2 separate regions of the Homo sapiens genome follow, and region 2 is linked to region 1. A link is a contact called in ENCODE Hi-C or POLR2A ChIA-PET data. All regions are on one chromosome and are shown on one strand. Each heading gives the region's core, a stretch centred on a gene start or an enhancer-like site at or near the end of the contact. The rest is flanking DNA. Distances are from core to core; before and after follow the strand shown. Region 1 overlaps MACF1 (microtubule actin crosslinking factor 1). Region 2 holds the start of CTPS1 (CTP synthase 1).

Evidence for each region. A loop is a pair of places that touch in the nucleus more often than their neighbours do. ChIA-PET counts read pairs that join two places held with the same protein, here RNA polymerase II (POLR2A). Pooled maps may share reads with other maps.
Region 2: a loop to region 1 is called in a map of CD8-positive, alpha-beta T cell, with 19 times the contacts of the local background. The contact joins the promoter of CTPS1 here to the enhancer-like site in region 1. A Hi-C loop is called at or near these places in 1 of 168 maps with a recorded cell type or tissue (CD8-positive, alpha-beta T cell) and 5 of 50 pooled maps. POLR2A ChIA-PET finds 5 or more read pairs at or near these places in 1 of 52 experiments (activated CD4-positive, alpha-beta T cell).

What each region holds. Positions count from the first base shown.
Region 1 is chr1:39,404,306-39,408,812 of GRCh38, forward strand. The region is part of intron 58 of MACF1 (microtubule actin crosslinking factor 1); the gene reads left to right. Among named protein-coding and RNA genes, the nearest start is that of BMP8A, 85 kb to the right of the region's middle. RefSeq lists a silencer at 4,218-4,507. Within about 2 kb of position 1,251, at least 3 of the 41 ENCODE cell types and tissues checked have a DNase peak (open chromatin) inside an H3K27ac peak, as active enhancers do.
Region 2 is chr1:40,976,463-40,981,171 of GRCh38, forward strand. CTPS1 (CTP synthase 1) reads left to right here and starts at 3,234. Exons shown (of 19, transcript NM_001905.4): 1 at 3,234-3,367. RefSeq lists silencers at 3,023-3,212, 3,483-3,772, 3,843-3,982 and an enhancer at 4,183-4,232.

The DNA of each region.
Region 1 (4,507 bases), core at 1-2,500:
ACTAAAAATACAAAAATTAGCTGGGCATGGTGGTGCACACCTGTCATCCCAGCTACTTGGGAGGCTGAGGCAGGAGAATCACTTAAACCTGGGAGGTGGAGGTTGCAGTGAACCGAGATCGTGTCACTGCACCCCAGCCTGGGTGACAATGTGAGACCCTGTCTGGAAAAAAAAAAAAATTAACAACAACAACAAAAAAATTTGGAGACAGGATCTCACTCTGTCGCCAGGCTAGAGTGCAATGACACAATTACAGCTCATTGTAACCTTGAACTCCTGGGCTGAACGATTTTCTCAGCTCAACCTCCCAAGTAGCTAGGACTACAGATGCACATGCCTGGCCAATTTTTTAACTTTTTGTAGAGACGAGTGTCTTGCAATGTTGCTTCGGCTAGTCTTGAACTCCTGGCCTCAAGGGATACCCCTGCCTCAGCTTCTCAAAGTATTGGAATTACAGGTGTGAGCCATTGAGCCCAGCCAGAATTTGCTTCTTTAGAGTCCTGCCTTCAGCTCTCTACTTAGAAATATTTGTCTTTGCCATCTCTGTATATCTGAAATCCTAATGAGTAAATGTGATTCCCTCCATAAAGCCTTCTCTGATACCTCCTGCCTTCCTTCTTCCCACCCTTCTGTCAGGTCTTTTCTAACTTGCAAAGCCCCATGATTTTGTCATCACCATGGTTTTGGTGACCATTAGTCTAAAAAGAGGGATTAATACACTGTCTTTTGGAAAGTCTACAGGCAGGAAAGGGCTTACAGGGGTCATGAGAGTTCCTGCAGAGTGTGTGGAAAGTTTTCTCATGGGTTCACGAGTACATGAGAGCTCAAATAGCATCAAAATCCTTAGTATCCCACTTAAAGCAAACTTCGTGTCATGCTATGTTGCTTTATGAGCCACTCCGTAGCCATGTTTATAATAATAAAAGTACCAAAGGATGGCAGTGACTGATGCCCAACAGGTACAGACTAATACTGTGGAGTTTCTACTTGCTACTAAATAATGCTTGTAAAATCTAAAGATCCTAAGATGAAAGGCATTGTGTAGATTTAAAATGAGCAAGATCCAACCAGTCCTCTGTATCCTCTTCTACTCAGAATTAGTCTTCCAAGAGAGAGCACCCATCAAGGTGGGTGATAAGGCATCATAGAATCTAGGGAAGTGTGAATCTGGGGTCTCCAGATTGTCCCAGAGGGCTGGCATTTTAGGTCTGGAGCAGACAAGGGCAGGATGCCAGGTCCAAAACTTGGAAAGGGAGCTATGTTAGGGTGTGAGGAGACTCCACCCGGCTGTCTTTCATTAGGAAGACTGCAGGAAGGAGCTGGAAGGGCCAGGATTTTTCTTTCTTCTAAGTTCACTGAAGGAAAATCTAACACCAAATTCTGTACTTGGGAATTTCAAAATGAGTAGAGAATTCTTTGAACTCTGTAATCAATTAACCGGAAACTCATTTGAAATTTGGCTTCAGTGCATATGTTTGTGGTTACAGGGGTGGGGGAAATATCTGAAGAGGGTCTCTGGAGCTCCCTGTATTTCTCTTTTAAAAAGTTTATACACAGCATGTGAAATGAACAGATGCTTTTTTTTTTTTGTAGCTATCAGGGCAACAAGAGGTGGAAAGCTGTATCAGGTATTTATTTCAGTCCCTGAGATGGCTATTGGCAGAGTTTCACATACCTAAACTAAGGAGAAACTCATGAACAGATAAAAATTAAGACATGGAGGAGAACTTGTGCTTCCTCTCTTGATTTATTTCTAAACACATACTGATGATTTTTTAAAAAGAGCAAAGCACTCAGAAAGTATTCTTTGGCTTTGGGTTCTGGGGTTTTTTTGGAGGTGCGGTGGGAGGATTAGATTACTATATGTAATTTCTCTTTAGGTTGTATTTAAATTTGTTTTCCTAACACCCTAATTAGAGAGAGTGTGACTGCAGATAATAAGTAATTCGAATCTGAATTTCATAGTCGTAGGAATGCTCCATTTATTTATTTATATGGATCACTGATGAGAGTAGTAAGAATATTGGTAGATAGACATGGGAGGGAATTATTTAAGAAAAGTCTGGATTGGTTGATACCTGACTTGGTGAGGAAACAGTAAAGGAATTTCTGTTCATGAAGTTTGTGATTCCACATCAAGATAATTCTTTATGGCTGGGAACAGTAGCTACGCCTGTAATCCCAGCACTTTGGGAGGCTGAGGTGAGTGGATCACCTGAGGTCAGGTCACCAGCCTGGCCAACAAGGGGTGAAACCCATCTCTACTAAAAATACAAAAAATTAACTGGGTGCGGTGGCGCATGCCTGTAATCCCAGCTATTGGGGAGGCTGAGGCAGGAGAATCGCTTGAACCCAGGAGGCAAAGATTGCAGTGAGCCAAGATTGCGCCACTGCACTCCAGTCTAGGCGACAGAGTGAGACAGAGTCTCACTCAAAAAAAAAAAAAAAAAAAACATTCTTTATAATAGAATAACCACCCATGTTTCATCCAGAGCCAGAATTCCTCAGATTCTTCCAACCAGAGGGGCCCTGGCATGCTAAACAGTCTGTTATGATATCTGAACACTTAAGTGAATGTATTTGGCCAGGGATATTTGCTAGTAAAATTGATCTTTCCTTCCCTGAGTTTTTCCAGTTGTGCTGAATAATTAAAGGAAAATTAAAACCTGGATTCCCTAAACTGTTAAGTATCAGATCTGTAAGCTGTCAGTCCTTAGGATTACAGTGTATCAGAGTTAGAAAGGACTTTAAAATTCATCTGAACAAACTGCAGAAGATTTGTAAATCTGTTTTCCCAAATCTCTGCCAAGTGATTGCTTGAATTTCTGCTCAAACACCTCCAGGGTCAGGAAAGTCACCAGTTTAGGGGACACTCTATTCTTTGAATAGCTGTGAGAAGCTCTTTGTTGGTTTTAAATCTCACATCTTAGTGTGCCAGCTTAAGGAGATACCCAGAACAAGTTTCCTTCCTCCCACGTCTCAGCCCTTCAGATACTTCATGCTAATTACATCTCCTAGAACTTTCTCTAGGTCAGACATTATTGGGTCTTGCACTGTTTGTTCTTCATAGGACAGGGTTTCTAGTGTCTTGGCAGTATACGACCAAGAGGACACAGGATTCTGGGGCAGTGCCTTTAAAAGTTTTAGAACTAAAAAATATTAAAACTAGAAAGGGTGTCAAGACACAACCTAGTCGGCCTCCCCACCCCTTTCAGTTTACAGATGGGCAGAGTCTTTTGGATTTGAGTGGGTAGAATTGATCAGCAGCCGTTGTTGAAGTGAGAAATGAAGTGTAAAGCATTTTACCAGAGAAAGGTCTTTTAGTTGCCTAATTCCGATTACAGGCTTCAGCGCACTTCTCATTTTTGCCAAGGACCAGTCTGATTCCCTAAGTAAGCCTAAGGCTCAGCTCAAGGTTTCAGTGCCAGATCTTCATACACCAGGTGTTGGTTTCACTTACTGTTTGTGTAAAGGATAGAAATAACTTTTCCATAAGTTTTGCGGTATATATTGACCACATGGTCCGACAGAGATTCCGAATTTTAATAGATGTTTTTTTCCTTCATAAAATCAGAGAATGGCCATCACAAATAGAACAGAGTATTGGACCCGTTCAGAGATGCAGCTGCCTCTGGTGGACAGTTTCCTGGGTTGCCCTTTGTACTTTCTTTGTTTAACAGTCACCAGGTGACCAAGTGGCTTTTCTAAAAGCCAAAGGCCGTGGACGACGGGATTGTGAGCGACTTTTCTCTAGTGTTTTCTATTTGAGATTTGAAATACCCATGCTTTTCATCTGGTCCAAGGAGGCTCAGGTTTCCTTGGCTGTGCGCAACTATAAAGGACCCAGGTGTTTGGTCGTAGGGCTCAGCTGTTGGCATCCCCACCTCCCCCAACACCCCATTTTCTTCCGTCATTGATACCACTCAGGTCTGTGAGCAGAGAAATCCTGGTGGGAGAATTGACCAGGACTTGATATACTTGAGAAGGGGGAGAGGGAAGGTAGAATGTGCCTAGAGTTATCCAATAACTTTGGTCTCTGAGCGTGACCGAATTCCTTTGGGACACCGGGAAAGTGCCGGGTTTAAGGCTGGAGTGTTCTTCGGTCCGGCAAGGGGCGCGCTAAAGGTGACACTGGAAGGAGCAGGGACAGCCTTTGGCGGCAGAGATGGAGCCGAGAGCGATGCAGGCGGCCTACCCCAGCCGGCGCGACCTGCCGGCACACGGGAACTCGAGTGGCCGTCGCCAGAGCCGGCTAGCTGGGGGAGCGCGGGCGCCCTTTCTGGATTCGTTCGCCTTTGGGCTGGGCTCGGAGCCGGGCCGGTTGGAGCGAGACAGGGGCGGGAGGGGCCGGGCCAGCGGGAGGAGGGCGGGGCTTTCCTTTGTCAGGGGATTTGCGCCGCGCAGCCCAGACTCGCGCGGGTTCCGTTCCTCTCCTTGCGCCCTCTCCGGGGGCGGGGCGTTCCCCTCTGGCCCCGGGGCGCGGTGGGCGTGGGCTGCGGGAGCCGAA
Region 2 (4,709 bases), core at 1,984-4,483, 1.6 Mb after region 1:
TTTTTTTTTTTTTTTGAGACGGAGTCTCGCTCGTCGCCCAGGCTGAAGTGCAGTGGTGCAATCTTGGCTCACTGCAACCTCCGCCTCCCAGGTTCAAGTGATTCTCCTGCCTCAGCCTCCTGAGTAGCTGGGACTACAGGCGCCTGCCACCACGTCTGGCTAAGTTTTGTATTTTTAGTAGAGACGGGGTTTCACCATATTTGCAAACTGGTCTCGAACTCCTGACCTTGTGATCCACCCATCTCAGGCTCCCGAAGTGCTGGGATTACAGGCATGAGCCACTGCGCCCAGCCCACTGTTGTCTTTATTTGGGACTTACGGACATTAGAGATTGGAGTCTAGGCTGATGTACAAAGAAGAGGTCTGAGAACATGGAGGTTAATTTTTGACGAGATCAGTTTCAGTGAAATTATATGAGCAAAATATCCAGATTGGAATGAGTTCAAGAGAGGGAAGAAATTGAGACAGCAAAGTACAAACAACATTTTTTAGGAGTTGTGCTGAAAAGTGAAACAGAAATGGAGGGGGAGCTAGAGAATGGCATAGAGTCAGGAGAGGGGTTTTAAGATGGAACAAATTGCAGCATGTTTGCATCACGGTAGTGGAAAAGATCTACTAGACAGGGAAAGACTGATGACGCAGGAAGGGACATTCTACTAGACATTCTTGAGTTGATGAAAGGATATGGCACTTGCATACTAGACATTCTTTGAGTTGACAAATGGATATGGCACTTGGAGCAAAGAGGAGGTTGACCTCTGGGAGTGTGGGCAGTTTGTCCACAGTAACAGGAGACAACGCAGAGCTTGTGCGCAGATAAAAGTGGTTGGTGGATATGAAAAATCTACTGATGGCTTCTATTTTCTCGTGAAATGGGAAGCAAGACCACCAGCTGAGGAGAATATGGGGGAGGAGATGGAAGAGCTTTGAGGAAGAAGACAATGTCAAGTGGTCATTCAGAGGAGTGGTTGGGTGAATGGCTCATTTTTCCATCTCCCATAGCATCTTCATTACCTCAGCAAGTATGTTCTCAGCATCTGTTATGTTCCAGGCACTTTGATAAACATCAAATGCTTCTTGAAAGAAGATGTGGCTGTAGAGTACCTTCAAAGACAACCCAAACTTTTTTTTTTTTTTTTTGAGATAGAGTCTCACTCTGCCCAGGCTGGAGTGCAGTGGTGGGATCCTAGCTCCCATTGGCCTTGAATTCCTGGGTTCAAGCATTCCTCCAGCCTCAGGCTCTGGAGTAGCCAGGACTACAGATGCGTGCCACCATGCTCAGCTAATTTTTGTATTTTTTGTAGAGATGGGGTCTCACTATATTGCCTAGGCTGGTCTTGAACTCCTGGACTCAAGAAATCCTCCCACCCTGTGTCAGCCTCCCAAAGTGTCAGGATCACAAGTGTGAGCCACTATGCCTGGCATTCCAAACATTTTTTAGATTTGGAGCTGAATGCAGCATGGGCAGGTTGTCAGGGTTGAAGCACTGGTGATCCAGATCTGGAAGGAGCCAGAAGCCTCTAAAAGAGGCCACTGCAGGAGCCTCCTGACCTGGTTTCTGGGAATCCATCTGCTTCAATGATTTTCCTAAAACACAAATCTGATCCCATCACATCTTTTTTTTTAAAACTCCTTCAGTGAAGATAGTTAAGAACTTGTGGCAGACTGCTTCTAGAGAACAAAACAGGAACACTGGGGTACAGAAATAAGAGATTTACTTTTCATGGATACCCTTGTGTAGTGTTTGGGGAAAAATTATAACCATGTACATATATTCACTATTCAAAGGAAGGTCAAAAGCCTCTCAAAAGTTTCTACAGCTTTCCACTATCCCTAGGAGAAAGAGAAGCCTTTACTTGGTCTATAATGCTCTTCACCGTATGGCCCTACCCAACTCTTCAACCTAATCTCATGTTAATCTCGCTTCCTGTGGCCCTTGTGGACTTGGCTAGACTGGCCTTCCAATTCAGCTGTGCCGGCCTCTTTGGGCTTGTACACAGGCTTTTCCTTCTGCCTCACTTTTAAAAAAAAATTATTATTACTATTTTTATTTTATTTATTTATTCTTTGAGAAGGAGTCTCGCTCTGTCGCCCAGGCTGGAATGCAGTGGTGCAATCTTGGCTCACTGCAACCTCCACCTCCCAGGTTCAAGCTATTCTCCTGCCTCAGCCTCCTGAGTAGCTGGGACTACAGGCACCCACCACCACGCCCAGCTAATTTTTGTATTTTTAGTAGAGACGGGGTTTCACCATATTGGCGAGGCTGGTCTTGAACTCCTGACCTTGTGATCCGCCTGCCTCGGCCTCCCAAAATGTTGGGATTACAGGTGTGAGCCACTGCGCCCGGCCTACTATTATTATTTTTATAAGAAACGGGGTCTCGCTATGTTACCCAAGTTGGTCTCGAACTGTTGGGCTCAAGCATGTCTCACTTTCTTATCCCCGCCTCTCCCTTTCCCATCTTTGCCGTCTACTTAGGTCTCTGCTTCAAAGTTACTTTTTCAGGGCGGGCTTCCCGCCTGAATTCCCAATCACCACCGGACTTGGGTCAGTCCCCGCGCTGGGCACTCACTGCCCCGGCACCAGCATCTCTGCAGCAAGCACCCATAACAACCATAAAGTGTAATGAGCTGCTCAGTGTGCCTCCCTACATCGTTAGTCCGAGGAGAGGGTCCCTCGGTGCCCAGCACAGTGCGTGGCACAGTCGGTGCTCAGGGAGCGATAGCTAGATGAAACCGTACTTTTCGGGATCCTAGTCCATCCAAAGCAGCCGCCTTCGGGGCAGGTGTGGGGAGGAGGGAGGCCGACGAGGAGCCAACGCCGCGCGACCCTCCGCACTTCCGTCTTGGAGGCCAGGGTGGCGCTGCCGCCGTCCCTCGCCCGGAGGCAGAGATGCGCTGGCGCATCACCGCCAGGAGCCCACAGTGAAAGACCATCGGATGGAAGGCGACGCCCAGAACTCCAGGAGACCGCTGTGGGAGGACGCGAGGCCAGGTGACGAATAGGCCAGGCGTGAGTTCCCAAACAGCCTCCTCCCCTTCAAGAGAGTAAGCTTGGGCCACAGGCTGGGACGGAAGCAGAGGGGCAGACACGCCACCACCCGCCCGGCCTCGAACCTACGGCGGCACAGTTCAGCGGAGGCGGCCCAGCGGTCCTGTCCCGCGCCTGCGCACTCCAGGCCCCGCCCCGCCCCGCGCCCTCCAGGCCCGGCCCGCCCTCCAACCTCTGCGTGCGCACAGCCTAGAGCCCGCCTCCGTGAAAGACTGCCGGGCGCATGCGGTCGGGGTTGTTCACTGGCTGTCCGGGGCTCCGCGCGCGTCGCCGGCCCAGCTCTGTCGCTGACGGGAGGATCTGAAGCCGGCCGCAGGTAGGCTGACTCCAGGGATCCCGGGGGGGATCTGTTCTCCCGCGCAGGAGTCAGCGGCGCGAGCTGAGCCCGGCGCCGAATAGCCCCGCCGCCGCGGTGACGGACGTCGCTCCTACCAATCAGGGGCGAGGTGACTCGGCGTCCTGCCCAATGGGCTGTGTGCCTAACGGGAGTGGGGCGGGCGCCCCGGCCGGCGAGCTGCCGGCTCCCGCGCGCGGGCCTCGTGGCCGGGCGGCGCTGGGGAGAGGGGCCAAGCGGGGCGCGGGGCGGCTTCAGAGGCTGCGGGGCCTGCGCTGCCGCGCTGGGCCGCGCCGAATCAGCTCGGCCGGGCTCGTCGGACGGAGAAGGCCGTAGGGGAGTGGAGCGGCGCCCCCCCCCACACCCTCCGCCCTTGCTCTTCGTCTGCGAGGAAGCCCGGCAGTCGCCCATCCATTCAAGCAGTGCGGGCCTCGGGCCTCCGGCCTCGGCGCGGGCTCAGCCGCCCGGGGCTGGGCGCGGCAGCTCCGCGCCGTAGGACGAGGGGGCCTGCGAACTCGCCGGCCCTGGGCCCCGCGGCTGGCCTTTGGGCCTCACGGCTTCCTCCCTTCCCGGCGGCCGGGGGTCGGGGCGCTGGCGGTGTATAGAGCTCACCACGTTTGCGTGGCGCCCTTCCGTCCACGCTCGTTACAGTTTCGAATCCTCAGCGGCCCTGTGACGCGGGCGGCGCAGAGATTCTCACCCCCATTCCCCTAGGTGAGAACCCGCGTTGCAGGCAGCTCAAGTGACATGATTGAGGTCTGCACACTAGTGATGGGGGCTGGCACTTCATCTCATAACATTGAAAGAAAAAGCATTTCCCCCCTCAGTCTTTGTTGAATTTCTCTGATGCGTCTTGATTTACGTTACTTCTGTGCCGGAAAACCTTCTTGCGCCTTCCGTCACCTTCAGGATTAAGTTCAGATTGGGCATGCCAGTTTGCACATGATCTGGCCCTTGCCTACCTTTCCAGTTTATCTTCCACTGTATATCCCTGCTTCCCCGCCTTCCCCCTCACGGCCTTACCTCTGTTCTCTGTAGCTGCCCTGCACCTGCCTGTTCACCCTGTTCCCTTTCCTGTGCTCTGAGTCGTGCAGTCAGTCCTTCAAGGCCCATTGCAAGTCATATCTACAAAACAGGAGCCGCCTGGATCCGCCCACTACCCCCAGGACTTGTCTCACCTTCCTCTGATGGCCATGGTACTGAAAGCGTCTGCTCTCATCGTCCCCCTTTATAGTCTAAACATGTTTTCTGTCTGCTTCCACCGTCACTGAATTACTCATTTATTTGTTAATGTTTCATCTCTCCAACTGGACTGCCAGAAAGT